Regions from separate parts of the Homo sapiens genome. Here region 2 is linked to region 1. A link is an interaction called in ENCODE POLR2A ChIA-PET data of the cell type or tissue named here. Cell type or tissue: A673. All regions are shown on one strand. Each heading gives the region's core, and the rest is flanking DNA. Links, peaks and the distances in the headings are about the cores only.

What was found. Peaks named below come from ENCODE experiments on the same cell type or tissue, not always from the same donor. Only the 100,000 strongest peaks of a DNase experiment are listed, where the experiment ranks them.
Region 2: POLR2A ChIA-PET joins it to region 1 with 11 read pairs; 2 of 35 experiments call an interaction of 5 or more read pairs at or near these places.

The regions. Positions count from the first base shown.
Region 1 is chr22:37,460,210-37,476,018 of GRCh38, forward strand. MFNG (MFNG O-fucosylpeptide 3-beta-N-acetylglucosaminyltransferase) reads right to left here. Exons shown (of 8, transcript NM_002405.4): 6 at 14,303-14,468; 7 at 12,234-12,319; 8 at 8,854-9,820. The coding sequence ends at 9,754. Among named protein-coding and RNA genes, the nearest start is that of MFNG, 18 kb to the right of the region's middle. RefSeq lists enhancers at 6,765-7,378, 9,034-9,535. In A673, for the core only: a CTCF peak has its summit at 12,352 (motif pointing right); no DNase peak of the experiment used is centred there.
Region 2 is chr22:37,371,464-37,387,272 of GRCh38, forward strand. It overlaps ELFN2 (extracellular leucine rich repeat and fibronectin type III domain containing 2), which reads right to left. Exons shown (of 3, transcript NM_052906.5): 3 at 1-4,533. The coding sequence starts at 4,071. The coding sequence ends at 1,609. It overlaps LOC124905114 (a long non-coding RNA gene), which reads left to right and starts at 8,769. Exons shown (of 3, transcript XR_007068094.1): 1 at 8,769-8,847; 2 at 9,406-9,501; 3 at 10,647-10,896. RefSeq lists enhancers at 6,797-7,365, 14,575-15,113. In A673, for the core only: no CTCF peak of the experiment used is centred there; no DNase peak of the experiment used is centred there.

The DNA of each region.
Region 1 (15,809 bases), core at 4,850-12,849:
GGTGCCACTTCATACCCAAGACGATGGCTATTTTAAAAAAGAAAAACAGGCAAGTGTGGTGGCTCACGCCTGTAATCCCAGCACTTTGGGAGGCTGAGGCAGGCGGATCACCTGAGGCCAGGAGTTCGAGACCAGCCTGGCCAACATAGTGAGACCCTGTCTCTACTAAAATTGCAAAAATTAGCCAGGTGCGGTGGCACTCACCTGTAGTCCCAGCTACTCGGGAGGCTGAGGCAGGAGAATCACTTGAACACAGGAGGTAGAGGTTGCAGTGAGCTGAGATCATGGCACTGCACTCTAGCCTGGGTGAAAGAGTGAGACTCAGTCTCAGGAAAAAAAAAAAAAAGAAAAGAAAATAATTGTTGGCCATGATGTGGAGAAATTAGAACACTTGTGCATTGCTGGTAAGAATATAACATGATGCTCTCCTATGGAAAACAGTACAGCAGGTCCTCAAAAAAATTAAACATAGAATTCCCATATGATCTAGCAATTCTGGCTATATGCCCTGAAAAACTTGAAAGTGGGGACTTAGACAGATATCTGTATACCCACGTTCATACCAGCATTATTCGCAATAGCCAAAAGATGGAAGCAAGCCAAATATCCATTGACATGAATGCAGGAGCAAACTGAGACATATCCATTCTATGGAATAGTATGCTGCCATAAAAAGGAATGAGGTGCTGATATATGCTACAAACATGGATGACCCTTGAAAACATTATGATTAAACATTACAAAAAAGTTGTGGTGATGGTCACACAACATTGTGAATAAAATCAATGCCACTGAATTGTACACTTAAAAGTGGTTAAAGGCCAAGCACAGGAGGATTGCTTTGGCAGGAGGATCGCTTGAGCCCAGGAGTTCAAGACGAGCCTGGGCAAAATGGCAAGACCCTGTCTCTACAAAAAAAAAAAAAAAAAAATGTAGATTTAAATTAGCCAGGGTGTGGTGGCATGCCCCTATAGTTCCAGCTACTCAGGAGGCTGAGGTGAGAGAATGACTTGAACCCAGGAATTCAAGGCAGCAGTGAGCTCTGATTATGCCACTGCACTCCAGCTTGGGCAACAGAGTGAGACCTCGTCTCTTTAAAAAAAAAAAAAATGGTTAAAATGGTTAAAATGGTAAATTTTGTTATATATATTTTAATGCAATTTTTAAAAATTAATAATGTCATTTTTTAAAGCGTGGAAGTCTAGGGCCGGGTGCAGTGGCTCACACCTGTAATCCCAGTACTTTGGGAAGCCAAGGCGGGTGGATCACCTGAGGTCAGGAGTTCAAGACCAGCCTGGCCAAGATGGTGAAACCCTTTCTCTACTAAAAATACAAAAATTAGCCAGGCATGGTGGTGGGCGCCTGTAATCCCAGCTACTCAGGAGGCTGAGACAGGAGAATCGCTTGAACCCGGGTGACAGAGGTTGCAGTGAGCCAAGATCGTGCCACTGCACTCCAGCCTGGGTGACAGAGCAAGACTCTGTCTCATAAAAAAGAAAAGCAAAGAAATCCATAATGTATCCTCCCCAAGGATTCTCCACTGTCCCCTTCCTGTTTATTTCCTTCATCACCCCATCGTCTCTGAAATTCCTGCTTGTTTGCACCTGCTTGATGTCTGTCTCTCTGTGTTTGTCAGGACAGGCTAAGTGCTGCAACAAACACCCCAAAATTTAGGGCCTCAACTCAACACTAGTATGTTTCTGCTGCTTGCAACAGTTCAGTGCCACTATTTGGTGAACAGACTTCCTCCTGCTGTTTCGGGTCCTGGGCCCCTCCCGCCTCCAGGCTCTGCCCTTCTTGCACCCAGAGGCTTCTCTCACCAGCCAGGGAAGGAGACGAAAAGAGATCACCTCATGGGGGAGGGCTTTATGGGCCAGCCCTGCAAGTGGGGCACATCCATCAGGCAGAACTCAGTCACATGGCCACCCTTACTGCAAGGGAAGCTAGAAACGTCGCCCAGCTGGGGGCTCAGGAGAAAAAGAGGAGGAGCCATGTCTGCCTACTCTCCCAGTATCAGATCCCAGGGTGCTAGCTCTCATCCACCTTATTGTCCGTGTCTGGCACTGTAACTGGCATATAATGGGTCTTCAGCAAATGCAGAGTCTATGAGTAAATGAATGGTGCTCAGGCTGGGTCCTGGGAACCAGGCCAGGTGGGCACTTTCCTAGTACATGCTGGGGGGCGGGGCAGGGATAGAGGGAGGGATGCAGTCACTCCCAGTTCTCAGATCAGGAAACCGAGGCTCTGAGAGTGAAGCCACATGCACAAGGCCACGCAGCTTGTCAGTGCCAGTTCTCAAATGCAGGAAGCCTCTGCCACCAAATGTCTGTTCTCTCCACTCCCCTGGCTGCCTCTCTAACACGCACACTGACTGGACTCAGGGTCTGGTTATCTTCAAGGCTGCTCTCCTTTCTAACAACCAATGAACCATGTTTGACAAGCTGCAGGTGGCTTGAGGCGGCGGCTGTATCTCTCTCTCATCCCTACATGCCCTGTGGCTACCAGCACAGCCCTTGAACACAGTAGGTGCTCAAACCATGTTTGGGGGATTAATCTGTTCACACAGGCTCAGGCTTCATGCTTTGCTGCTTGCACAGTATGGGGGTCACTTACAACTTATAAAAGAGATCGAGGGGATATTTATTATACGGCCCCTCCCTGTGCAGTCGAAGCTGTCTCTGCAGCGAGACCATTGTCCTCCCTGAAACTTGCTCCCGAAGCAGGGACCGGGGCTGCGTCATGTGGGGGTCAAGACCACAGGTGTCACCTGGCCCCCATCAGGATTAGACTGTGGATCCCTTTCACATACAGAGACTGACCTTCCTTGCCCCCAGCTAGTCAGTCCCAGGAAAGAGAGTCGATGGAAGCGGCAGTGTGGCTCTGTCCGCGGTGCTGAACTATCCTCTAACTCCCTCACCTCCTTCTGTAACCCAGCAACTTACGACCTCCTGGGTGGGGGGCAGGTAAAAATACAGATTCCCTGGCCCTTTCTTTAAAGATTTGGGTTCTGAGGGTCTAATATGGAGCCCTGGGATCTGTTTTAACCAACTATCCTAACTGCTTGTGATTCTATCCAGCCATTTTGGTACTGGACTGAGTTTGAACACTGACCTCAATAATCAGCTGGTCTTCATGGAGTGCCTGCTATGTACCCAGCACTGTGCCAGATACTGTAAGGCACAGAGCTGCATCAGGCAGGGTAGACGTGGGGAGGGAGGGAGAGAGGCAGCCCCTTCTGCTTTGTGTAGACACAGCACCAGGCACATACCTGGCCTTTATCCTGCAAGATGAGATACATAGGCATGTGAGAACGGTAGTTATCATAACCATAACCAGCATCTGTATCTTTCCTTGGAGTCTCCACGGCCCTATCTGCAAGGCACAGTATGACACATTCTGCTCCTTCAGATCTCGTGGCCTAGGACCCAGACACAACGCCACTTCACACATCAATGTGCCTGATTCCTCCCGCCCTGAACCCCCCAGAATGTAGTCCTCCCTCCCTGCACCATATGGTTGCTGATTATCGTTGTTTACATGATGTGCTATGTTTTCTTTTTTCTTTTTTTTTTTTTTTTTTGAGATGGAGTCTCACTCTGTTTCCTGGGCTGGAGTGCAGTGGCGTGATCTCTGCTCACTGCAATCTCCACCTCCCGGGTTCAAGCGATTCTTCTGCCTCAGCTCCCTGAGTAGCTTGGATTACAGGCATGTGCCACCACGCCCAGCTAATTTTTGTATTTTTAGAAGAGATGGGGTGTCACCATATTGGCCAGGCTGGTCTCGAACTCCTGACCTTGTGATCTGCCCGCTTCGGCCTCCCAAAGTGCTGGGATTACAGGTGTGAGCCACTGCGCGGCCGCTATGTTTTCAATCATGTCCCAACTGGGATTGGGACTCCCTATTGAGGGCAGGGCTTGCACCTGATTGTCCCATGTAGCATCTGACACAGGGACCCATCCCATCCCCACTTCCACCTCCCTGACCCCTGCTAGAGGAGGCGAGCAATTATTGGAGGATGAGTAGGGAGAGGAATGTGCCCAGGGGAAGTGCTCCTGGGTTACACAGCAGCTGAGACAAGTGCTCAGAACCCAAAGAAATCAGGGTGGGCCTCTGGGAAACCAGGCAACAGGCCAAATGCAAATCAGGCAGGAGCCAGAGTTGAGTCAAGGCCTGGCTTTCCTTTCTCCGGGTGTTTGGGGCTAACAGGAAGTGGGGCCAGGACAGCTGTGCCTGGTAAAAACAGATGTTCTCTGGGCCTGAATGTGGGGCGTGGAGGAGGGGGGAGCTGGAAGGAGAGGGCCACAGCCAGAGAAATGAAATATGCACAGACCGACTTTTATTTATTCCATTTTACTTTTATTATGGAAAGTCTCAAACCCCTACAGAAGTAGAGGGACTGGTATGAGGCACTCCCACGCACCCATCACCCAGCTCTAACTGCCATACCCACTTTGCCATTCTCATTCCATTCCTCCCTCAAGCCCCTTTTTAACAAAAATGTCAGACATCAGATCATTTCACCCATTAATATTTCAGAATGTATCTCTCACACACTAGCACATTTCTAAAAATAAGCCCAACATCATCACCATACCTAATAAAATGAACCATTCCTTAAGATCCTCTAATATGCAGTCCATCTTCAAATTTTCTCATTTTCCTGAAAAATGCCTTTTTAGGGTTCGTCTGCTTGAATAAAGATCTAAACAAAGTCTCGTTGCCCAGGCTGGAATGCAGCAGCGCGATCTCGGCTCACTGCAACCTTCGCCTCAGGGTTCAAGCAATTCTCCCGCCTCAGCCTCCCAAGTAGCTGGGATTACAGGTGCCCGCCACCACGCCTGGCTAATTTCTGTATTTTCAGTAGAGACAGGGTTTCTCCATGTTGGCCAGGCTGGTCTGGAACTCCTGACCTCAGGTGATCCGCCCACCTTGGCCTCCCAAAGTGCTGGGATTACAGGCGTGAGCCATGGCACCCGACCCATACATTGCATTTTGGTACTTTATCCCTTAAATCTATTTTCCTCTCTAACAGTCTTTACTCTCTTCCTTTTTATGCCCTTTTACTTGTTGAGGAAACCAGGCCCTTCGTCATGTGAGACTGTCCTCATTGTTGATGTGGCAGACCGAACCCTCGTGGTGTCATTTAACATGTTGCACTGTCCTCCTGCTTCCTGTAGACTGGTGTTTAGGTCCAGAGGGTTGAGGTGATGTAGGGTCAATCATTCTAGCAAGCGGACTTCCTGGGAAGTGCTGTGTCCTTCCTATGGGATCACATCTGGAGCATACTAAGAACGCTTTCTGGGTGATACTAAGAAGGCTTGGTGCGTTCTGGTATTGCCAGCCTGATCCCTCCATTAGGAAGCCCCACTGCATTGCCTCAGTTATTTCAGTATCTTCCATAGCATCTTAAAACACTGACAGAGCTGGAAGAGATCTGAGAAGTCCGTTCACTTATGTTTCTGTTCGTTCCTCAGATATTTGTTGAGGATCTACTATGCCAGGTCATGAGCTGCAGGGAACAGAACCAAGGGGATCCCTGACCGTGGAGCTCACAGCCAGGTGGGAGTAGACAACAAACAAATACCTGGAAGGCAGGTCTGCAAGGGTGACAGGTTATGAGTGACTATAACAGGAGGTGATTGATGACCACCAGGTGGCTGCTGTGTGATGGGAGTGGGGAGCCTCCCTAAGAGGTGGGACATGGGAGCTTGACAAGAACAAGCCAGCTGTGCAGGAGTGAGGGTTGCAATACAAGGAGAGGCAAGAACTGGTGCTGGCAGAGAACATGACACCTGCCACAGCAAGCAAGGAGGCCATTGTGCCAGGAGCCAGTGAGCAGTGGAGAGAGGACTACAGGAGCAGCGAGGAGGCTGCTGTGATAACAGCCAAGGTGGGGAGTGGAGGTTATGGCCAGCCCAGTACCCCAACCTCTTACTGCTGATAACGTGAGCTCAGCAAGGACAGAGAGGTGCTACTTACTGAGCAACTACCCCGCATCAGGAGCTTTCTATGCAGCATCTCAAAGCCTCGCAGCCTGCTGCATAGGAGCCACTGTGCCCATTTTACAGATGAGAGGCCAGTGAACAGTGAAGCCACCTGCCTAAGGGCATAGAGCCACAGGTGGGCAGCAGGGTGGAGCCCAGGCCTGAGGAGGTTCTCCAACTCTTCAGTTGTCCCGCAGCGAGATGACCACTGCAGAGCCAGGCTGCCTCCAACCTTGGCTCTGGCACCGAGAAGACCTATGACCTGGCACAAGGACCTTCTCCCCTTCTGTGCCTCAGTTTCCCAATCTGTAAAACGGGAATAACGATTGTACCTACTTCAAATAGGTGGGAATGAAATGAATTAATTTATGTCAAGTACTTAGAACAGTGCCTGACCCCCAACATGCATTTGATGGTAGATATGTATGTTTATAGTTCTGCTGGCATCAATACTTACAGAAGGGCAAAGCTGAGATGATAGGTCACCAGCCTCCCGGGGTGGAGTCCACCTCACTCACAGCAGGAGCAGGTGCATCAATTAAAAGATTGCCAGGGCTGGGCGCGGTGGCGCACATCTATAATCCCAGCACTTTGGGAGGCCGAGGCGGGCGGATCACTTGAGGTCAGGAGTTTGAAACCAGCCTGGCCAACTTGGCAAAACCCTGTCTCTACTAAAAATACAAAAATTAGCCAGGCGTGGTGGCACATGCCTGTAATCCCAGCTACTCAGGAGGCTGAAGCACAAGAATCACTTGAACCCAGGAGGCGGAAGTCGCAGTGAGCCAAGATCATGCCACTGCACTCCAGCCTCGGTGGCAGAGTGAGACTGTCTCAAAAAAGAAAAAGGTTGCTGGGAGGAGAGGAGACCTACCTTGGGCCCCTGCACACTCCTTGCTGGGGATAGGGGCTGGTTGAGGGAGCCATAGACCCCTATAGGAGATCTCCAGGCTCCTTCTGGTGTCTGCCCCAGGCCAGGGCTCCTGTTCTGGAGTCACTCTCTGTCCCTGTTATCATGGGGGCCTACCCTCAGCCACCTAGCCGAAGGATCAGTGACCACTCATGGTCCTCAAAGTATCTCATCCACATGCACCCTAAAATGGGCAGGCAGAGCTCAGGCTAAACGGGAGGAAGCTCAGCGGCAGCTATGTGCCCAAGGGGCATGGCAAGGCCAAGACTAGGTGGTCTAACCTTGCTACCCCACCCCACACTCAGCCCCTGCCTCTGGGGTCCAGATGGGTCACTTCAGCACAGGGCACAGGGAGCTTCCTAACTTCCCAGGCAGACACGCAAAGGGTTAAACTCAGACTCCCTCCTTCCTTCATCCCAATTCTGATCCTTGCTGACTCTGCTCCCCCTCCCTACCCCCAGCTATTCTGGGACAATGGAGGCAGCAGATGGCCCGAGTCCTGTTCCCTCCACCCGACCCTCAGGATCTGGGAGCAACACGAAAATCTGCTGCCGCGTCTAAATGCGGGCCGATGAGCAGCCTTCCCTGGGTGGGGTGGGGAGGACGGCGACTGTGGATGGCACCATTCCAGCCCCACGGGGCTGCAGGGCCGGGGGCTGCCCTCACTCGACTGGCATCCCATAAACCCAGCCCTGGGCCAGCCCAGAAAGAAGCGGGGCTTTGGAGAAGCACAAGTGGCCAGTTGCACCCAACTCACTGTGTGACCACAGCATGTGGCAGTCCCTCTCTGGACCTCTCCTCCCTGGAAAACAAAGGGGCTGGCTTCAGGTGCTCAGTGGTTCCAGATGTCCCCAGCACAGATGTAGCCAGAAGACAGTTTCTGATTCTTCAAGGGTGGAGCCCCTAGCCCTGGCTCCCTGGATCAGGGCCCCTCTGGCCCTCGGGATCTCTCCTCCTCCTTCCCCATCTGAGAGCCCCACTGTGACCCCAACTCCAAGCATCACTGGGCATGACACAGACCTCCCCTCTCTAACCCTCCCCTGCCTATGTGCCACCATGCCTGAAATTTCACCATGATCACTTTCATTCATCCATCCACCTCCTTGGGATCGGAAATTCCAAGGGCACTTGCATTTATTCAGTTCCTGCCCTTGGCTGTCAAATCGCCCTTTGGCACCATTATCTGATACCTGAGGCTAAGTCCCTCAGCCCTGAGTCTCCATTCCGCCTTCCCTGATTCTCTGACCTCCCCCAACCCAGGCCCTGGGGGCAGAGAAAAGGAGGAACCACTCCACACCTCACAGCACACAGGCTCACATGTATACATCATGTACACATGTGCGACACAGCCACAAAAACACACACCACAGGCCGGGCGCGGTGGCTCACGCCTGTAATCCCAGTACATTGGGAGGCCGAGGCAGGCGGATCTCAAGGTCAGGAGATCGAGACCATCCTGGCCAACATGGTAAAACCCTGTCTCTACTGAAAATACAGAAATTAACTGGGCGCGGTGGTGCACACCTGTAATCCCAGCTACTCAGGGGGCTGAGGCAGGAGAATTGGGAGAACTGCTTGAACCCTGCAGGCGGAGGTTGCAGTGAGCCAAGATTGCGCCACTGCACTCCAGCCTGGTAACAGAGTGAGACTCTGTCTCAAAAAAAAAAAAAAAAAAAAAAAAAAACACATGGACATGTTTATGCACAGACACATGTAGAAGGTACATGCCACACACACACATACACCTGTGTACCGCCTCACACACCAGGACTCACAAACACACTAGTAACAGTCACCAGCCACTCTGCCCTTCCTTTCTCTGTGCCAGGCTCTGTAACATGGTCTTTGCACACATCATATCACACCACCAAAAGTGATCACCATCTCCACTGTGATAGACAGATAAAGACCATACCCCGTCAGGAACAATTTGGCTGCATGTAACAGAAAACTGGACCAAGAGAGACTTAAACAAATAAGCATTTAATTTTTGTACAGAACCAGATGCTGGAGGGAATAGCTGTGGATGATTGTCTTGGCCTTTCCTTCATGGTAGCAAGGTGGCTGCCCCAGATCCAGCCATCACACCCACATTTATAGCAGGAAGATGGGGAGTGGGCTGCAAAACCTTCCCCAGAAACATCTCTATTGGATTTGCTTAGTTCCCTCTGGCCAGAGCTGGTCCCATGGTAGCCCCTAACAGCAAGAAAGGCTGGGAAATGAGCAAAAAGGATCATCACAATTGGCTGGGACCCGTTATGCTCCATCATCTGGGCCCCGGCATGCTGAGGCTCCAAACAAAATCTGGTCCTGTTCGCAAGGGGTGGGGAGCAAGGAGCTTTGGGAGACTGGTTGGCAACAACAGCAGGTGCTGCAGACCCTGGATTCTGCCATCATTCCACCCATGTCCCTTCAGGAACTCGGGACACAGATGAGGGAGGCAGGAGTGGGCGGCCCAGCGCTTGAGCCCCAGGGGAATGACTGAGAGACATTAGCCAGGGCCAACGGCCAGACCCCACCCAGAGGCCATGTCACTGCCTAAAGGGTTAGGACCCCTGAGCCCCAGCCCAGCTCAAGTGCCCCCTGCCCTTTTTCAATTCAGCCTCCTGAGGGAGTCTAGCCCCTGGAGCCTCTCTGGCCACCACCTGGTCCACCTGGTCCCCTGGGCTGTCTAACTCACCTCCCAGGGGCCTGGGGTGCCTTCAGTGCCAATTGCCACTCAGATCCTGGGCTTGCCAACCACCCGAAGGCCCTGCCAGGGACTGCCTATCACAAGACACTTGCCAGGGACCCACAGTGCCACCTTGGGAGCCAAGGCACACCCAGAAGTCTCTGCCCAACCTTTGCCCAGCAGTTCAGGATTCATCGGGCACCCAGCTGGGGACACCAGGGTGTATCTGGATAGAGCAGACAATGGAGGGAGCGAAATCTGCAGAGAGACCAGAAAAGGACAGGATGGTCACCCCCCACTTCTGCTCTCAGCCCACTCTCCTAGGTGCACACATGCCACAGAGGCGGTTTGGAGCAGGGTTTCTCTACCTCAACACCACTAACACTTAGGGCCAGAGAATTCTTTGTTGTGGAGCTGTCCTGTGCCTTGCGAGATATTTAACAGCATTCCTGGGCTCTACCCACAAGATTCCAGTAGCATCTTCCTGAATCATAAGAATCAAAAATGTCTCCGACATTGCCAGACGTCCCCTAAGAGACAAATCACCCCCACTTGAGAACCGCTAGTTTGGAGAAACTTCAAAAGCCAGAGAAGCCATAAAGAGACCTCAGCTGAGGCCAATCATCTGATCACATGCATCTGAATCTCTAGGTGGCTCCAGACCCATTTGGCAGTAATCTATGACTTCTAGAATCTTCAAGCTTTGAGGAAATTTAACAGCAATTCTTAAACCTCTTGTCAGTATAGCTACGGCTTACACACTGCTGACGGGGAGCTCATCCTACTAGAAGGCAGCTTCGTTCGTCTTGGAATTTTGAATTTTTGTTCCTATATCGAGCCAAATTCTATCTCCTTGTAATATCCAACTTGTTCAACGCAGCCTTGGCCGCAAGGGCCCTCAGCATCATGGGAGCCCTCTGCCCCAGGACAGGCAGCACTGCAGAACGTCAGGGCCAGGGGCCCTGGTTCCTCCAAGCATCACAAGCGTCCAGACAGAGCCTACAAAGGCCTTGGAGAGGCCCCTGCCACGTCCCCAACCAAATTTGACACCATTCCCTCCTCTTCTCCACATTCCAGTCACACAGTCTCCCGTTCCTACCTTGAGCAGGTCAAGGCCTGTCTCCTGCTATCAGGCCTTTGCATATGCTGTCCCCTCTGCGGGAGTGATCTGCCACCTGCTCTTCTCCTAGCGAACTCCTGCTAGCCCTTCAGGTCCTTCACGTTACCTCCTCACAGAAGCCTTCCCCGGCCAGCCCCTACTCCCCAGTCAACATCAGGGCTCTGACTTACTCTCCCATAACAACCTATACTGGCATACTCACCCTCATCCCCTACACACACAGTGTCCCAGACTCCCCGTCCCCCAGGACTCCCTCTGGACAAGTCTCTGTCACTCAAGTGGGCCCAGAGTTCACCTCATGCCCTCCTCTACTCGTTACCTCCCTGAGTCCCTGCTAAGTCTCCAAAGGCAGAATCAGGGCTCCTTCCCCAGTTCCCAGACCCATTGCATGTCACTACAAGGAGCAGAAATGCAAATAGAAGGGTTGGGGCTAGTCCAGCTGCCCAGAGATGGAACAGACTGCCACAGGAGGGAGGAACTCCCCATGGCTGTAGGCATGCAAGGTGAAGCCAGCCCATCAGTTGGCAGAGATGCTGGGAAGGGGTCAAGCATCAGTTCTGGGGTTGGACTGATGGGCCCAGAGTCCATGTGTCCCCTCCCCCAACTCCTCTCCACCCCCATCCCGCCACCCCTGGCCAGAATCACAAGCCATAGCTGGGCCGGGGGCAGCGGCTCATGCCTGTAATCCTAGCACTTTGGGAGGTCAAGGCAGGCGGATCACTTGAGGTCAGGAGTTCGAAACCAGCCTGGCCAACATGGTGAAACCCCGCCTCCACTAAAAACACAAAAATTAGCCAGGCATGGTGGCAGGCGCCTGTAATCCCAGCTATTCGGGAGGCTGAGGCAGAAGAATTGTTTGAACCCGGGGGGCGGAGGTTGCAGTGAGTCGAGATCGCACCACTGCACTCCAGCCTGGGCAACAGAGCGAGGCTCCATCTCAAAAAAAAAAAAAAAAAAAAAAAAAGCCACAGCTGGCAGGTGCTGGTGTGTGGAAAGGAAGCTGCATATCACAGGCTATGCTCCAAGACTGCTCTAGACCAGTCAGGAGCGGATTTGGGTGGCCCATCTCCCCGTGGCCAGTTCTGGGCAGAACTGGAAGGTGTTATTCCAACCCTTTACCTGCCTAAAAGAAGCATTTAAGAGTATCAAAGAAACAAGGAGTCCAAAAGAGATAAAATAAAAATCCCCCACCAGAGCCTGAAGTTCCACCATGAGAGCGTTGCCTGTGCTCAGGGAAGGCATTTCAGCCTTCCAGGGACTCCCAAAGAACCCCAGAGGATTGGGGCTGGGAGAGCTCTTCAGATCCATCATGGCCAGCCTCCAGGTGTTACTAATGGGAGACCGAATCCCAGAGAGGGCAAGACACTTGCCCAAGGTCACACAGCAAGCCAGTGGCAGGGTCAGAAACTGAAATCCACTCCCTCCACTCCTAGCTCTGTGCTGTCAGCCACCAAAGCCTGTCCCACTCCACTCCCTCCCAGCTCCCCCATGTTTGGATGCCTGGACTCAGCCCCCACTCCTCCCATCCAAGGTTCCAGCCCCCAGACCCACCTGGAGGGGTCCTCCTCCGGGGAGAAGGGGCCCTGTAGCTTAATGACGTTGAGTTTCCCCTCAAAGACACCGTAGCTGAGGGTGACCTGGGCAGGGAGATAGAAGAGTGTTGGGGCATCACACTGGGGATCCCCACAAGGGGGCAGCATCCTGGCACAGGTGGAGGAGGGGTTTTAAGCTGCAGGGAAAGCTGCCCGGGAACCTGAAATTCCCCGCTGGTGGTGGGAGCCCACCCCACGCCCCAAGGCACTTCACAGCTGGAAGAGCACTGCCATGCCCTTAATCCCATTTGCTCCCTCAAGAGTTGAGCTCCCCTGAGAAGCTGGAACAATACCCCCATCTACAGATTTGGAAACTGAGGCTCAACAGGAAAAGGCAGCTTTCCAGTAAGCTGCAAGCCTGGACTAGAATGGAGGTTTTCTGAGACTCACTGGAGGGCCTTGGCACATCCCTCTTCACCCGGAGCCCCTACTCCACCAGGCAGTGACGACATGGATCATGATTTCAGCTCAGAGGCTGTAGAGCACAGTGGTTAAAGACTGTGGGCATAGGGACCACCCAGCTAGGGTTCCAGTGCCCCTCTGCCCCATATTAGCTGTGTGCCGTGGTCAGTTCAGCTCGCTGGGTCTCATTTTCCCCATCTATAGAATGGGGATAATGTTAGTACTGACCTCATGTGACTACTGTGAGGAACCAGAGAGTTAAAGAAGGGTGGCTGGGTGCGGTGGCTCATGCCTGTAATCCCAGCACTTTGGAAGGCTGAGGCAGGTGGATTACTTGAGGTCAGGAGTTCGAGACCAGCCTGGCCAACATGGTGAAACCCTGTCTCTACTAAAAATAGCCAGGCATGGTGGTGGGTGCCTGTAGTCCCAGCTACTCAGGAGGCTGAGGCAGGAGAATCACTTGAACCCGGGAGGTGGAGGTTGCAGAGAGCCAAAATCGTGCCATTGTACTCCAACCTGGGCAACAGAGCGAGACTCTATCTCAAAAAAAAAAAGAAGGGAAGGACCCCAGTGTGGTGCCTGGCATTGTGGGTACTCAGGATACCCTAACCATTAGGATGCCCTGGTTTGGGCTGCCTCAAATCTGCCTCTCTTTCCTGGCTTCAGGCCCTGCCATCCTAATGGGACCAACCTCACACCCCAGTTCCAGGCCTGGCCAATCAACACTAACTCCAGGTGCTGGTAGGAGATGGGTCACCTGACCCAAGCCCAGTCATCAAATCAATGAACGCCAGCCCGGGGATCTGAAGGAAGGAGGCGCTCTCCTCCGATAGTGGGGGGAAAGCTGGGGCTGCCATCTTGCCAACATGAGGGCTGAGCCCACCTGAGGATGGGCCAACTTGGGGGAGAGCTTCTCAGTTATGTGAGCCAACAATTTCCTTTTCAGGTTAGCCAGTTCACGTTGAGTTTCTGTCACACTGTTGGGCAGGAGATCCCGGGGACGCTCCCAGCCAGGACCATCTACAGTGTCAGAGGGCAGCCTCTCCGAGGCAGAGCCAGTTGGACCTGTATCACCTGCCAGGTGGTGGGATGGGGTCCCCCTCCTCCCCCAGCCTAACATAATGCTGAGCGTCCCCCCAAAGACCCATTCCATCCCGGTAACCTCAGGGTTGGCAGGAACAGCACTGAGCAATGGATAGGGGAGTTTTGATGAAGGAAGGGGCTCCTAACAGGTAAAATTAGAAGAGCCAGCTGGGCTCCCCGGGAGGAATGTGGGGAGGATGGAAGACTGAGTAGAGGTATGGGTGGAGAGCAGGGTGGTGGGAACCTGAAGACAACCTCATCTCATTTGTTCAGGTCCTTCCCGGCATTTGAGGACCAGATCAAAGAATTTCAGCTTCACAAATGCTAATCCTTGAGGGTTAGAGGTGAAGGGGTTGAGTCCCTGTGTACCCTTAGGGTGTCCTTTGCCACCCTAGGCCTCAGTTTCCCCATCAATAGGGAATACCCAAGACCCATAATCTGGAGTTCCAGGTTTCTTTCAAACGCCAGGAGGGAGGGTTGGGGGGACCCCATGTTCCTTTGGTTCCCCTTCCCATTTGCCACCTGCCCCCAAGGCCAGCTCACCTGTTCTGGGAGCTGTGCAGTCCTCAGCAGCTGCAGGGTCTCCAGGTGGGAGTGAAAGAGGGGGCTGGGCTGCAGGCGGCCGCCCAGCTTGCACTCAATGATATAGCCCATGGTGCAGTCATCAGGCAGCCGGATGAGAGCAGATGTGTCCATGAAACGGGAGCCACTGAGGGACAGAGCCAGACTGCAGACGCTGGCCCAGGCCCTCCACACCCAGAGCCGTGGGCCACCCCATGAAGGCCCTCCACTGGGACAAGCTGGCAGAACAGAGCACCTGCCTCCTGCATACTGTATGACCTTGAGCAAGTCAGGAACCTTGGGGAGCCTCAGCCTCAGTCTCCTGTTCTGTGAAATGGGGATGCTAATGGCCGTGTCTTCGTGGAGCTGTCGTGAGGATTAAACAGGGAATGGGAAGGTGATGCCCTTTATAAATGTAGCCTTTCCTTCTCTCTCTGTCTTGTCATTCATTCATTCACTCATTTATTCATTGCTGGTGCCAGATACCATGCTAGGGCTGAGGATACAGAGATGAGAAAGAAACGCTTCCTGCCCCCAACAGCAGCCCCTATTCTGGCGGGAGACAGAGCAGGGAGCAGGTCTTTCAAAGAGTGGTGCTAAGTCAGAGGGAAGCATGCTGCCTGGGGGTACAGGGAGAATCAGGCGGGCTTTCCAGAGGAGGTGGCAGCTTTTTTGTGTGTTCATTTGTTTGTTTGTTTGTTTGTTTGTTTTTGAGACAGAGTCTCCCTTCATTGCCCAGGCTGGAGTGCAGTGGTGCAATCTCGGCTCACTGCAATCTCCGCCTCCTGGGTTTAAGCAATTCTCCTGTCTCAGCCTCCTGAATAGCTGGGACTACAGGCACCCGCTGCCATGCCCGGCTAATCTTTGTATTTTTAGTAGAGACAGAGTTTCACCACGTTGGCCAGGCTGGTCTTGAACTCCTAACCTCAAGTGAGTCACCCACCTCAGCCTCCCAAAGTGCTGGGATTACAGGCATGAGCCACCTAAACAGAGTCTTGCAGGATGGGCTGGAGTCAGCCAGTGCTGAGGGGAGACAGGAACAGAGTCCCAGGCATGGACTTCAACTGGCCGCGTATACCCCATTAATGCCGCTGCCCTGGATGCTTGTCCAAGGGGCAAGTGGGTGTGGAAATCCAGCCTGTACTCCCCTCCCCAGCCTGCACTCCCCTCCCCAGCCTGCACTCCCCTCCCCAGCCTGCATGCCCTCAAGCTGCACCTGCAGGAGTTGGAGGGAGAGGGCTTTTTCTAATTCACACAAAGGTAATTTAGAGGTGGGCAGAAGCCTGGGTGGGGGCACCCCAGGCACACGGATGACCCTGGTCATGTGTACACACACAGTTCTGTGGACATGCCCCAGGACAATGAGCCCGCTCTTGTCCAGTATGAATTGCCTGGGGCGCCCCTCCCAGCCAGGGCAAGGCAGGGCAGGCTTGGGTAGTAGCAAGGCTTGCAGACCTTGGAGCCAAACCCAGCAGCTGAGTGACCTTGA
Region 2 (15,809 bases), core at 5,303-13,302, 88 kb before region 1:
CCCCGCTGGGCCAGCTCCCACCCAGAGGTGAAGGATGATGGACTCCGGCCCATCAGCATCCTGACTGGTCAAGACCCCAGTCTCAGGACCGCAGATTTGCCTCCCAAAAGAGCTGGCCCCAGGAGCTGCTGCCAGGCTGGCCCTCCCTCACCACCCTCTGCCACCGCCTACATGGACAGAGAACCCCAGAGCCCAACGGTCACTCTGGGCACCAACTGCCAGGCACAGGGTTACCATGGTGACAGAGGCTGGCTGGGAGGGGCTGGGGCGCCACGAACCCAGCCTGCTCCTCAACCCTCTCTCGGGTGGGGGCCTCACTGTTTGTGCTTTGTTTGATGTTGGGTGGGGGGGTCAGAAAGAGGGAAGTGGCCATTGCCACGGAAACATGGGAGCCCCTCTGGCCAGGGGGCCAGGCCTGGATGAGCAGCCCAGAGGGGATGGGTGAGAAAGCCCTCCTTCCCCGGGTGGGCGGCTGAGATAGGAGCCGAGATCCCACGATGGGGTCGGGCAGGTGGGGACACAGGCCATGGGGACAGGCAGGAAGTCCCCCATGACAGCTCCTCCCTGCAGCCCTCCAGGCATCACAGTGCACCGCTGCCCTTCTGCGGTGGGCAGGGGTCTCGGAGGACCAGAGAAGCTGGGGCCGGGAGCCTGCACCTGAGACGTCCTGGGAGCTGGCCTGCCCGCCACACGCCCCACTCTTCCCAGGCCACGTGGAAGACACTTGAAGTGGGCTGGTGGAATGTCGCCCTGCCTCGGCTCCTTTCCCGTCAACAGGACCCTCTCCCTTCTCCCGGGTGCCGGCATAGGGGTCAAAAGCCCCCCAGGATTCTGAATCACAGCTGCACACTCTGGGGGCACTGCCATGTGGCTTTCTAGGAAGAAAAAGCACCTGCCTGATTCCCAAGTCCCTCAGCCCCAAGGGACCACAGCTTCGGAAAGGGATGTGGGGTGGGCACAGGGCGGGCAGGGGTCCACAAGAGAGCTGCAGGGGGTTCCGGGACAGCACTGGGCTGGGAAGTTGGGGGACTTGAGGCTAAGCTGCTGTGTGACCCTGGGGTTGTCAACTCCCTTCTCTGGGCCTCAGTTTCCCCCCCTCTCTAAAGTGGAAGGAGACATTGCCCGATGTCTAATGCTAAATCTGCAGGTGACTTGACTCCCAGCTTGGGAAGGGACCCTCTCCCTGCCCTAGAGGGGCTTCAGTCCCTCTCTACTCCAGCTTTCTTGACCCCCACACCTGTTTCTAGCCCCAGACCCCCCAGACCCCACACCCTCTCTTGGCTTCCTTCCTCCCCCCGCCAGCCCCCCGGCCCTGCACACCCCAGCAGAGTCCCTGGGCAGCACAGTAAAGACGACTGGTTTCGGTATCAGTTTGTAAACTTTAAGGAAAATGTGTCTCTGTTTTCCTGTCCGTTATTGTCGGATGTTGGTTTGTTCACAGTCGGGTGGTGGTCAGGTGTGTGTGTGCGTGCGTGCGTGCGGGTCTGCATGTGCGTCCTCTCCTGGGCCTTGGCCCCCGAGTCTGCTCCCCGCCCTGGCCGCCTGGACCCTTCCCCCAAAAGGCCCCCAGCCCTCTGGCTCCGACCTCACCAGGGAGGAAGGGGGGGGTCACAGCTTCTGCTGGGCGGAGACCCCCTTCCAGTAATCAAGGATGTCATGCAGATCCTCGTCCTTGGCGAACTGGACCTTCTTGCGCAGGGCGTGACCGGCGGCCATGTACACCTCCTCCCGGTGGTGCTTCTTGTAGGGCCGGAAGCGCTCCCAGATCTTGTGCGTGCTCTCGGATGAGTACTCGGGGCTGGAGGAGTACCCTGAGTAGTAGTGTCTGGGGGAGAGCTGCGAGTAGGTGGAGTCACGCTTGGAGCGGGTCAGCGGCTTGAGGAAGGACACGCGCTGGCTCAGGCTGTCGGCACCCTCCTCGTAGTACAGGGCGGGAAAGCTGTGCCGGTGCTCGCTGCAGTGGTAGGCCGGCTTCACCTCCAGGTGGTGGATGCCCCCGCCCCCGCCGCTGCCCCCGCCGCTGCCCGCCGGCACCAGCGGGAGCCGGTCCAGCGGGCTGTTGAGGGGGCTGCCCTTCTCGATGTACTTGGAGTCGCCCTTAGCCAGCCCTGTGGCGGCCGGATGGTCGGGCACGTCCAGGCTAAAGACCTTGGCGCTCTTGATGGAACCACTGGACGACACGCTGCAGGTCTTGCGGGTCACGGCCGCGTCGGCGCTCAGCTGGCGCTGTAGTGGGTGGTGGGAGCTCTCCTTGTAGGGAGGCGAAAGGAAGCTGGGCCGCTCCAGGGCCCCGGGGCCAGTGGCTGAGGAGGCGGCAGCAGCTGCAGGGAGGGACTGGCACTCGAAGGCCAGCTCGGGGTCCCCACTGCTGCTGCCGCCTCCCAGAAAAGAGGCCGAGTCCAGCTTGAGAGCATCGATGCAGTTGTTAATGATCTGGTTGACCTTGTCCACCTCCTTGGCAATGGTGGAGATCTCTGCAGCCGAGCCCTGGCCGTTCTCGAGGTCCGGGAGGTCATCCTCGGGCCGAGCCAGACCGTCCCCGCCGGCGCCTGTGCGCACCTCGATATAGTTGCCTTTGGTGGCTACCTTGGGTGTGTCCAGCCCGGCCTCCAACCCCTTGGCGGTGGGCAGCTTCTCCCCGATCATGGAGGGGATGGAGGCCATGCGAGATACGGGCAGCACGGGAGGCTCGCCCAGCTTCTGGGCGGCGTGCACAATGGAGCCGGCATCCACATCAGCCCCGTAGCGCATCTCCAGGATGGTCTTCTTGACGTTGACAGACTTCTGCTTCTCCTCCTGCATGCGCCGCTTGCGCAGGCAGTAGTACACGGCTCCCAGCACGATAACCATGCCAAAGAGGCAGCCCAGGATGGTCATGATGTAGTGGGTGGTGGTGGAGGTGCTGGGCGCCAAGTCTCCGGGGACGGGGTCCCGCGTGGTGAAGGTCAGGCAGGTGTGGTTGAAGCGGCGGCTGTTGCGCAGCGAGGTCACGCAGAAGGTGTACTCAGTGTGCGCCCGCAGTTTGTCCAGCGTCACGATCTCCTTCTTGTTCTTGAGGGTCATGACGTCGGAGAAGTAGCTGTTGTTGTACTGCACGAGGATGTACATCTTGCTGTAGGGGTGTGGGATGATGACCACCAGGGTGGCCGAGGTGAACGTGACGTGGTGCAGCTTGATGGCTGGCCCTGCCGACGCATCCGTGGTGGACGAGGCCGGCGGCTCCACCGAAAGGATCTCGTCGGGGTTGAAGCCCGAGTTCTCGTCTGGCTCCCTCTGGGCGTCGGTGGAGTAGGGCGTGGGGTGGCTCACGGGCCGGGCGGGCAGCGAGCCATTCCGACACTTGGCCTGGAGTACGGTGATGGCGTTGAGGCTGTGGTAGGGCCGGGGCACCAGCAGCGGGTAGCCGGCAAACTCCCGCGGCGACTCACACTGCAGGCGGTCGTAGTTCTTGGTGACGTTGTTGAAGACCACCAGCCAGGCCAGGAAGCCGAAGAGGTCGCACTCACAGTTGAAGGGGTTGCCGGCCAGCTCACACACCATCAGGCTGGCGAGGCTGGCAAAGGTGGCACCGTCCAGGCGGCTGAGGCGGTTGGAGGACAGGTCGATGCTGATGAGGCTCGGGCACTCGGAGAAGGCGGTGGGCGTCACCACCTCGATGAGGTTGTGCTGGACAAAGAGGAACTGCAGGCGGCTCATGCCTCGCAGCATGCCCTCCGTCAGGTTGCTGAGCTTGTTGTAGCCCAGCTGCAGGACCTGCAGGCTCGACTGGCCCAGGAAGGCACCGTCCTCGATGTAGGAGATCTCGTTCTTGGTGAGGTTGAGGTCGGTGAGGTTCCCAAAGCGGTTGAGCGAGGAGTAGAGCACGGCTTTGAGCTTGTTCTCGTTGAGCCGCAGGTCGTGCACGGTGCTATTGATGTGCTGCGGGATGGTCTCGTAGGGCGGCTGGTTCTGGCTGCAGATGGCCAGCCACACGTAGCCCTTGTCGCCCTCAATGAGCCAGCAGTCGGCACGCACGGCACCCGGCCGGCACACGCACAGCAGCGCCGCCGCGCACAGCCCCAGGCGCAGCATGGCGCTGGCCTCGGAGTGAGGGGCCAGGGCAAGGCAGGGGGTGCCTAGCGGCCAGAGGCTGGGGCTGGCAGTACAGTCCTCCCTGGGGCCGCCACCATCTTGGGGGCGACCCCCAGCACGGGGGCCCCAGGCAAGGTGGGTACAGCTAGTGCCAACTGCTGGGGATCTTCTAGGGTGCTACAGCAGGCACTAGGCCTGGCTAGGGCTGGGGGTGGGGGCCCCACAGCCTGCTCCCCACCGCAGCGTTGCTCCTTGTCTCCTGCTAGGAAGGTGCAAGGGTTCTCAGGGCTTGACTTCCTCTCCCTCCTCCTCCTCCTCCTCCTCCTCCTCCTCCTCGTCTTCCTCCTTGGCTTCCGGGCTCAGAACTTCAGATGATTCCCACAGGAGGCTGGAGAGTGCCGCACTGAGCCAGGAGTGAGAGAGATGGGGGCAGGAAGGAAGAGACCCATCTGCACCTGGTTCCTGAAAGGCAGCATCGAGAGCGGGTGACAGATCAGTGTGAGGGCTCAGAGCAGCCCCGTCAAGCTCCAGCGCAGGCCCCCCATCCCTTCTCCACACCCCGTCCCAGGGCCTCTGTGCCAGCAAGCACTCTGGGGGTCCCTGTTACATCAAAGAAGCAGGGGGTTGGTGGGTGGCAAGAGGCAGGAGGGGGCCCAGGGGCTGGGACGGAGGGAGACAGAAGAATAGGGGGAGTAGGGGCAGAGACTGAGGATCATGGGCACAGAAGGGACACTGGAGAGAACAGGTGAGCACAGGTGCAGACACACACCCCCAGCACCCTGGAGGCCATGCTCATCCCCCTACCTGCACAGAGACCCACATGCCCCCACATGAGCCAGACCTCCATGGCATGCACACGCAGACAGCTACACACACACACACACAAGCACACCTACAATCTGCACACGACAAGCAGGCCCATACACACGTGTCCACGTACCCAAGCGGGCACCCCTGAATCCACAAAAAGAATTAAGAAGCCCAGCAAAATGCCTCCTTTCCTCCATGCCCAAAGATAAATAATTCATTTGTTGTGTAACTGCTCTTGTTCCAAAAATAATTCCCTTGTCTCAGCTTCCATGGGGGAGGGGGAGCAGAATATCGCAGCTGTGGGGCCCCCCAAGCAGAGGGACACAGAAGCCGGGGTCTCCCACAGTGGGAGGGCGTGGGGAGACCTCATCTCACAGGCAGAGCAGAGCCAAGGGAAAGAAAGGCCAGACTCTGGGAGGCCAGAGGTACCCCAGTATCATCTTCCCAAAGTGCCTTCCCTGGAGCACCTTGATCCTTGGGAGGGGGCCAGCCTTCTGGAGTAGCACGGCTGAGGCCCAGCTCCCCTTCCATGGCTGGAGAGTCAGAGGCCCAGAGAGGGACAGGGAGTTGCCCCAACTAACATAGCACAGCCTAGACCAGGATCAAGGTTCCTAAGGCACTGAGCCCAAGTCAGATGTCAGGAGGCCTGGAGCCCCACAACTGCTCAGCCCAATTAGCTAGGTAAACCACAACATCTTCTATTTCCACAGCTACAAAGTGGGTCCCTTTCTGGCCCACTTGATGGGGGAGAAGAAGCAGGGGACTCATGCCGCCCATTTGCAAGATGCAGAAGGGCAGGGGAGGCACCACGGGGGTCACAGCGGCAGACCATCTGCATCAACCCTCACTTTCCAAGTGGGGAAACTGAGCCACAGACTCAGGGGAGACTTGGCCAGGTTGCCCAGCAAGCTGGACACAGCCCCTTGGACAGACCTCAGCCCCAGCCCCCACCCTGTGCTCTCAACTATGGGAACAGCCCAGTTCTCCCTCCCTCTGCCCTGGGCAGGGGCCAGGGATGTGAAGATGAGGTCTGAGAAATCCACGTTTGGACACAGAAAGCCAGAGACTGTTCACAAGAGCCACCTCTGCCTCTCTCTCCTCCTCCTCCTCCTGGGAAAGTCCAGGAAAGAGAAGAGTGCTTAAAAAAAAATTTAAACCTTTGCCATTAAAGCAAAACCAATTTACAGCACTGAGCCCCAGAGGGCTGGAACAGAGGAAAGGGAAATGGGTGAGGGGTCGGGGGTTAATCCCACAAGAAGTCCGAGGTGGGGATGGTGATAGGTGAACAGGGAGTCCAGATGGCCCGCTGGACTAAAGGCTGATGCTACGTCAGAGGCCATCAGAGGCTGTGATGATCTGGACCTCTGAGGCCAGGCTCACACCTCCCCAGTCGCTACAGAACCAGCTTGGGGGCACCACAAGGCAGCCAGGCAGGAAGGGGTGCCCAGGCAGCAGACAGCAGCTCTGTCCTTGGCTGTGCTATGCAAAGGTCTCAGGGCTGCAGAGACCTTGGCCCCCGTCCAGCACGGCCACTGGCTCCTGGGGGATCCCAGGCCAGTTCTACCCCTCTCTGAGCCTCAGTTTCCCCTCCCACAGGTAGCAAGGTTGTACTGGAAGAGGCCGAGTCTCCATGCTTGCCACTTCAGAGATCCACGAGCCGGCCTGTCAGAGAACCCTCGTCTGCTCCAATGCAGTCCCTCTTCCTCATCGGGGAATGTCTGGGGACCGCATTTGTATGCAGGTGCACACACAGGTGGCTCAGAGTGCTGATGCAGGGGTGTGCTGACGTGTACAAGTCAAGGATGGGCGGGCAGGCGCGTGTGCACACGTCCTCTGCATCAGCTTCGGGGGCATGTGCTTGTGTGTGCAGGGGCAGGAAGGTATGTGTGTCGGGGACATCCCAGAGAATGCAAGCACCCATCTATGTTATAGTTGGCATGTTTAAGTACATGTGTGTTCTGTGTGTTCTACACGTGTGTGTGCCTACATGCAACTCCAGCCCCTATCCTCACATCTGAGTTGCTCAAACCAGCATCCCCACAGCCAGACCCAGGGTATTGGGCAAAGCCAAGCTGTCTGGAGCCTTGGGAAAGCCCAGGCCCTGCCAAAGGATGCGAAGAGGCTGAGCGTGGAGGGGCATGGGAGAAGAGGCCCATGTGGGAGGGGAGCTAGTCCCCCCACCAGCTCTTCCCAAACAGTCCAGGGTGGACAGAGGCCCGCCGTGCCCCAAGCCCAGCCACTCCAAGCTCTGCCCACCTGAACCTCAAGGTGACCTGCCTGTGGCCCTCTCTCCTCTTCCTCCTGGTCTCCAGGATGGCTTGGGCTGGGCCCAGCTCCGACCCACCCCCGTGACTCAGACGGAGTTGGGAGGAGGCTCCCATCGTGCTGTCCCAGGGGCGTCAGCTGCCCGGTCCCCATCCCGGGCTGCCTGCCTGCCACCCGTGGAGACCTGACGCGGCCAGGGAGGGAACAGAGAGGCCAAGGCAGAGAAGGCGCTGACAGCAGCACTTGGCCCCTAGCCCAGCTGTTCACGCACTCAAGGTGTGGGGGGTGGGGGCAGCAGCCTGTCCTCTCAGGTCTGAGGCTAAGGGTCCAGCGGTCACATGGCCAAGGTCATGCCCCTCCCCTACTCCCATGAGGGTGGTCCTCCCACACACACAGCAGGGGGGACAGGGCAGCACCCCACATACCCAGGTGGTGAGAGACGGGAAGAAGGGGGTGCTGCAGGGAGGAGGTGAGGACTGAGAATGGTGGAAAAGCAAAAATATCAAGACAGCCGAGCAGACAGACAGAGGAGGAGAGAAAAGGAGAAAGCGCGTCTGAGACAGAGGCACCGACGGCAGTGAGCTATCTAGATGATAGATGGGGGGCGCAGGGGACACGGGCACCTGCTTCCCTCCCGCAGCCCAGAGGCCCGGGAGACAATTGACACCTGGTCTGGCTGAACCACGAGAATGCAGCCTGTGACCAGCCCAGAGGGAGAGGGGAGCAGTGGAAGCAGCTGTGGGGCGCAGAGGCCTCTTCTGCCCAGAGCCCGGTGGCACAGCCCAGGAGGGGTGCAGCCATGCAGGCAAGCAGGCATTGGGGGGTGGCATGTTCCAGCAAAGAGCAGGGCTCCCGTGCCCTGGCCTGACTGGACCCCTCCCCTAGAGCTTTTCTCCCTTCAGGCCCCAAGTGCCCCACCACCAGCTCTCTTTAAGGGGCACTCTCTCCTTCCACCACAGAAGAAACAGCTGCACAGCCAGGGTGCATGCTGTTATCGGGGGCTCCCGGTCTGCAGGCTGCATGCTGTAGGACGTCCCCTCTCATGGGGACATTCATGGGCAGAGAGGAGAGTCAGTGAGACCTCACAGCACTTGCTGCTCTGAGGGCAGAGCTGGTGGTGCAGGGGTCTCAGTTCAGAGCTGGGCAGGACCACAGACCCCAAAGTCACTCTCAGCAAATGCCTCCCCTCTCCGGTTAGTCAGCTGCCCAGTGATCCCGCTGGGTTTGTGCCCTTTCCGCCCGGGTGCTCCTAGGTCCCGGGCCCCTCTCTGGACTCAGAACTGAGAAGACAAGGAGTCCTGGCTCAGTCCCACCCCTGCCCCCCCTCGGAGGGCAAGCCTGGCACAGCGCCTGGCCTCTGTGAATGACAGCCGCTGTTGTTAATGGGGGTTTTATAGTTATTTCTTCACAACCCTCATCACCCAAGATCAGGGTTCCCCTGGACTCAGGCTTGCTGAACCTCCGGGTCACATCCTCTCAGCCCCCCGCTATAGGCTGACTCCCAAGCTTCCCTGTCAGGGGAGCGTCTGGACCCCGGACCCGGGGAGAGCCCCCACTGCACTGCGGCGTGTGGGAGGGGTTGAGGGGGGTTGGGCTAACTCCCCAGGCTGGGTGAGAGGGTGAACAGAGCGAGGCCAGCTGGGGACGCAGGCAGCGGAGGTCAGCAGGGAAGATGCAGGCCCAACCAGCTCTGAGACCCAGGTAAGCTGCAGGCCCTCTCCGAGCCTGTTTCTCCCCGTGTGGCAAGGTGAGTACCACCCAGCTCCAGAGTTCCCCCGAAATCCCAGACATGACAGAGACACACACGCTCAGTCCAGGGCAGGAGGCCCCACAAACACACCACCCCAGGCTCCCGCTTGTGTGGCCACACTCTTGCAGGGACACCCGTCAGCTCCAGGAGCAGGTGGGGGGAAGCGCAGTCTGTGTCCTGGCCTCCCAGGAGCAGGGACGTGAGGCTCGGCCAGGGAAATCTCATTTGCAGCAGCTCATAAGCCCTGGCACAGGCTCTTCCCTGAGCCAGGCTGGCCAAGGCTCCCGGAGGTGTCATTGTCACCATCCGTGTCATTGCCATTACTGAGGATTAGGAGGACCAAGGACTCCTGGGGCCCAGCCAGATCTCTCAGGTAGGCAGCTGCCTCACCCCTTGCTGCTGGAACCCTAGCACCAGGACAGGAACTCTGCCCTCAGGGACAAAGCCTGCCACCCCCCGGGGAAGAGACTCAAGCCGGGGGTCTGAACACCAGTCTTTTCACTGCCTAGAGCTCCTTGGAGCTCCCTTGTCATGGAGCTCCCTGGGCCTCAGTTCCTTGTCTGTAAAATGGGAGGATTATACCTTCACCATGGAACTACCGTTCGGTAAGTTAACTTTTTGGATTTCCAGCACAATGAGCCCTTACTGCAGGGCATAGATGGTGCGGGGAAGGGTCCTGGGATTGAATGCTGAGCTGTGTGACATCAGGCACATTACCTAACTCCTCTGGGCTTCAGTCTCCTGGCCTCTAAGACAGTCATATACCCCTTATCCAATGCTCCTTTGTGTCTGACATTTGATGTTCCTCGAATCTTATATCAACCCCACACAGCTGGTGCTGTCAGCCTCATCTTACAGATGAGAAGACAGAGGCTCTCTCCTCCCCGGCTTCCCTCCAAAGGGCTGGGACCATGGCAGGGGCGGGACATGCACTGAGCCAGTCTACTGGGTTTTCTGCCCCTGTCAGAGGAAAGCGTGCAAGGGGGAGTTGTCCACAAGCCTCGAGAGATTTCGATGTTTCCATCAATCAGGAAGTACTGATTCCAGGCCAGCTGTGCTCCTCAAACCCCTAGGCACACTCCCCACCCCAGGACCTTTGCTCTTCTCTCTGCCTGGAATGTTCTTCCCCCAGAATCCCCATAATCCACCTGAGATCTCTGCTCAACCACTCCCTGCCCCTGACCCCCACCTTCTCTAGCCCCCCAGTCTGAGATAACTCACTCCTCACCCAACCCAGGCTTCGGTCCCCTGACAGCAGCCAGCACTACCTGACGTCACTTAATTCTTCATCATCGCCCTGCCTTGCCCCACCCCCAGCAGAAAAGCAAAGCAGGATTTAACTTTGTTCACTGCTGTAACCCCCATGCCTAGAACAGGGTCAGACGTACAGCGGGTTCTCAGGACATGCTGTGTGGAGTGAGAGCTCCAGGCTAGGGATGGTGGGGAGATCCTGGATCCCCTGACTCGGCTGAGTCAGTCCCAGCTACTCCGGAGGCTGAGGCAGGAAAATGGCATGAACCCGGGAGGCGGAGCGTGCAGTGAGCCGAGATCGCGCCTCTGCACTCCAGCCTGGGCGACAGAGTGAGACTCCGTCTCAAAAAAAAAAAAAAAAAAAAAAAAAAAAAAAAAAAAGAATCTTCAATATCAGAGGGAGAAGCCCCCCCTGTGATGGGGTGCTCATGATGGGGCACAAAATGTGCCGAGCCTTCCTTTTAGTTTCACGGCCGTCCTTATGCCTCCCATTTTACAGGCAAGGAACTGAAACTCAGAGAGGTGCAGTGATGCACCCAAGACCACACAGCCAAGAACCCAGGCCAGCCTGAGCTAGTGGAACCAGCAGACTTTCCAAGGCTCCTCCCTGGAAGACGATGTCCCGTCACCTGCAGACCTCCAGTAACAGGGCTCTCAGCGCCCACCTAAAGCTACTGGTTCTCCTTTTTTTTTTCCTTTTCTTTGCTCACTGCCGCCTCTGCCTCCCAGGTTCAAGTGATTCTCCTGCCTCAGCCTCCTGAGTAGCTGGGACTACAGGTGCATGCCGCCACGCCCAGCTAATTTTTGTATTTTTAGTAGAGACGGGGTTTCACCACGTTGGCCAGGATGGTCTCCATCTCTTGACCTTGTGATCCGCCCGCCTCGGCCTCCCAAAGTACTGGGATTATAGGCGTGAGCCACCACGCTGGCCTTTTTTTTTTTTTTTTTTTTTAAAAACAGACTCTAGCTAGCTCTGTCACCCAGGCTGGAGTGCAGTGGCACGATCTCGGCTCACTGCAACCTCTGCCTCTAGGGCTCAAGCAATTCTCGTGTCTCAGCCTCCCAAGTAGCTGGGACCATAGGCGCATGCCACGACGCCCAGCTAATTGTTTTGTATTTTTGGTAGAGATGGGGTTTCACCACGTTGCCCAGGCTGGTCTTGAACTCCTCAGCTCAAGCGATCCACCCGCCCACGACTACCAAAGTGCTGGGATTACACCCAGCCACCGTACCTGGCCCTGATTCCCTTCTTGAACAGCTCTGATTACTAGAAATTTCTTCTTCTATTACAAAGCCAAGTCTGGTTCCTTGTGCTTCTGTTCATGGGTGCCACCTTGCTCTCTGGAGCCACTAGGGACGAGGCCAGTACCCCATAAAGACCCTTCTGACATCTCCTGGTCTGTTATCACTCTGCTTATCCAAGCTAAACAGCACCACGTCCTCTACCTGCTCTTCCTTCGCTGTGGTGTCAAGTCCCTCCTGCCCTTGGGTACAGCTGCCCGGGTCATGCTTGCTGTCAAGGTCCCTCTTACAACGTGTCGCCTGGAGCCAAGCACCAGTGCCGATGCGTTCAGAGCAGGATCAGCTCCAGAAGCCTCCACCTCCCTCGGCTGGGCTCCCTGCTTCTGTTCATGCGGTGAGAGTAAGGAGGCACCAGCGTCCTGTCCTCACCTTGTCCTAGATGTCAACCAAACCTCTAGGCCCCTTCACACACACGGCCAGGCAGCCCTGGTGCCCTCACAAGGTCCACGGGCAGCTCTGGGCAGTATCTGTTTAGGTCTCTTCTGAGGTGCTGGGTGTTCGTCCACCCCCATTCAATCATGTCTTGTTAGTCTCAGCCCTGCACACCAGCTGCTCTGGGTCCCGGGGGAGCTGGCTCCTGCCCCTCACTGCTTTGGCACCTGCTCCGGGCTCTGTGTCATCCTGCACTGGGTGAGCAGGCCATGACTGCATCTGTGTCACAGGGAAACAGGGACCGGGCCCAGGCTAGGGGCCCTGCCTGCAGTTCAGCCCTGGGCTGGGTGAGGCATGCTGCCCAAGCAGCCGCACACCCACCCACGTTGCTTACGCGTTCCACATGTATTCCCTGAACACCTACTATGCCCCTGGCCCTGGGACAGACAGATTTGCCTCCCCTTCACTAAGCTGCCTTCTTACTCAAAAGAGCTTAACAAGAACCACACAGCACCAACAGCTGACAGCCAAGGCGTCAGGGTCTCTGCAAGGCCTTGGTGCTTTGGACGCGCATCTCCAGGTGTAACCTCAGCCAAAGAAGGGGCATGGGGCTGGGCCGCTGAGCCGCAGTGTGACCTCGGGCAAGTCAGCACCTCATTTCCCTGGGCCTCAGTTTCCTCATCTGTTTGGAGGAAAACCACAGTACACATGTGTCTCTGGTTTGCTGGGGCCACCCCAAAGCCCTGTCACCTGCCCACCGTGTCACCCCCCCATGGCTCACCCGGTCCCCGTGCCTCCCCTGCTCACAGGGTGCCACAGTCATCTTTACTACCTACTCCATGTCCAGGCCTTGGTGGAAGGAGAGAGGCAGGGGGTGGAAGGTTTTACCAAAGGTCTTGGCCTTGGCAAACCACCCTGTGGCCTGACAGGAGACACCTGAGCCTGGTTCTAGGGGCAGCTGTAACCACATGGCCCGTGAGCAGGGCCCACTCCCTGGCAAACCCCCACCCCAGCCCACCCACCACCAGGCACCTGGGGATAGGATTGTCCCACAGCCAAGGATGACCTGTATTAAAAACCCACCTCCTGGCTTTCCCAGAATCCTCCAAGCTACTCAGGAGACTGCCTCCCTCACCCCTTCTCTCCCCAACCTGGCCTTTACCTCTCCTCCCCTGGATCCCACCTCCCCCATGGACTGTGCCTCCCACACCTGATCCCACCTTCCCAACCTGACCCCTGGCCTCATCCCATTTGACCCCACCTCCCCACCCCCCACGACCTCTAGCCACTCCCCACTTGCCCTTGCCTCCCCCACCTGACCCTGCCTCCCCCACCTGACCCCTACCTTCTCCCCACCCGACCCCTGGCCTCTCCCCACCTGACCCCGCTTCCCACTCCCAACCCCTGCCCTCTCCCCACCTGACCCCGCTTCCCACTCCCAACCCCTGCCCTCTCCCCACCTGACCCCAATTCCCACTCCTGACCCCTGCCCTCTCCCGACCTGACCTTCGCCTCCCCCCGGCCCCTGCTGGCCCCCTCAGCTGCAGCCCCTGGGCACTACTCACCAGTGTCCACTGGACCCGCTCTTTCACCAGTGCCTGCGCAGCACGGCTGCCTCTGCCTGCATGGCCTCCATTCATTCATTCAATAAACATTTATGGAGCACCTACTATGTACCAGGCGCCGGCTAGGCCCGCCCTCCTGGCTCTGCCTCCTCCACCTGCTCCTCCCCCAGGGTCCCAAGGGGCGAACGCTTCCCTGCCCTCCAGTACCCTCAGGGCTGTCCCAAGACAGGGGCAGTGCATGTGGGGACCGCAAGGGGGAAATGGAGGCTCCAGTGTCGGACAGCGAAGCCCCCTGAGAGGTAGCCCGGGGAGGGATGGGCGGCCTCCGACAAGATGAAAAGTCTTCAGTGCTTGCACTGGCTGGGCCTCCGCACTTCCCATATTAACTCATTTAATCCTGAGCCAACTTTAAACATCTTAAAAGCACTATCACTATTCCCACTTTGCAGATGAGGAAACTGAGGCCTCACAACTGCTACACAGTGGCTTCCAGCCTCCACGGCCCCAGGCTCCGTTCAAGAGCTGCTGTGGGATCCTGTTTCATCTGGATGGTGGTTTTCACATTTTTTTAATCAGTTGCCAATATTGAAAACTTGGCAGATTTTATTTCAAAAATCCTCATTTCTGGAATCCACTGAGATACAGGGAAGATCTGGCTTCCCTGGGTCTGCGTCCCCGGAGGCACAGCAGTGGCACAGGCCGGGGCAGCATCCAACCTCCTCCCTGCCTCTCTGGTTTAGGTGGCCAGCTGACCCCTGCACACTGGAGTTTATGAGGCCAGCAACAAGGGGGGAACCCCAGAGTGGGGACACGTAGAAACCCAGCCTGTCAGGGGTATTCCTATGAGCCTCTCAGCCTGGGACCCAAGGGTGCCCCGATCCCTGCCTCCTGTACTTGACCCCTGCCTGACCTCGAGCCCCCCTCCCCTATCCTCCTGACCCATGGCTCCTGGGTTTTAGTACCAGGATACTAACAGCATGGATCGGTCATTTAGGGAGGGAGGTCTCCAGTTATGAGTCTGGGGCTCAAGGATTCTAGGATGTATCTACCATTTATTTGGTCCTAAAAGTCTCCTGTGTCTTGGCCTCTGTGGGTCACCAATTCTACAGGACTTTAAGCTGTCCTGACCCTCTGACAGCTTCCCCTTGGCTCCATGCGGCCCCACTGGGGAGAGGTCCCCAACCAAGGGAGTTCCCACACAGCCACCCCAGGCCCACCTGTCACCTTGTGGGGCCCACTTCTCTCCTGCCTGGGTCAAGTTTGGGACTCCTACTGGGGTTTGAGGGTTACCCTCTCCCAAACATTATTCCCACCCCACAGAACACTGCCAGCTGGCCTAGCCTAGGTGCTGTTTCCAAGCATGGCCACTGTGGACACCAGGAGACCTGAGTTCCTGAAGCCACACCACAGCTCACCAAGGGGCCCTGGGGTTTCTGGAATGGCTCCTTGGTCCCACCCCTCTCCCCATGGACTCCCTCACTCTGCTCACCTAGGACTGGGACACCTGCCTGCTACGCCCCCAGCCCCCTGTCCCTAGCATGGCCCAGCACCCAGGGTCCTGGAGCCCTCTAGGCCCAGGCTGAGAAACCCCTCCTGAGGCCACAGCCCATTCAGCTTCTGTCGCTTCAGAACCTCTAACCAGGCGATCGCAAGGGGTCAGTATGGACACCAGCTGGGGTGGCCCAAATTCCCTCCCCCTGGCCCTGAGACCAGCTTTCTCCAGAGGAGGTGGGAGGGTCCAGCCCACACTGACGGCCGCCTCTGAGGCTACGGGGGGCCTGCAGCTGCAGCAGCAGAGAACAAGGAGGCTCTGTCGGTGCAGAGGGGTCGACATCGAGCCCCGGAAACTCCCCGGGGAGGGCCGCCGGCTGGGCAGAAACCACAGCCCAAACGTGAGGCTATCTATGTGACAGCTGCTGTGGCCACCAACTCCGCGTGGCCAGTCCACCAAGACCGGCCCTCCCTAACGTGCTGCCAAAGCGCAGGGTCCACATTCAGCTCGAATCCAGGCTATGCCACCTCACCCCGTGGTCCTGGCAAGCTAATCTGTCCTGGGTCTCGGTTTCCTCTTCTGTAAAGTGGGACAAGAAGGGCACCAGCTCAGAGGGCCGTGGAGGGGGATGGCCACAGGCCAGGGTCTGGGCAGGGTCACAGCTCCAGGAAGCTGCCTCCTGCAGGTATCGCTGTGAGGGTCTGGCGCGTGGCACCGTGGCACACGCCAGGCAGGCAGGAGGACCTCATTACCCACCGCAACCATGACAGTGAGGAAGGATGGGGCCTGGCCTGTCTTCCTTTCAGTCCCGAGGGCAACACACCCCTCTTTGCCTCTGTCCCTGTCCCCTCTCTGATGTCCAGGCCCCCCAATAGCCTGCTCCCACCCCCACCTTCAGCCTGTTCCCCGGCCTCGGTTTCTCTCCCAGCGC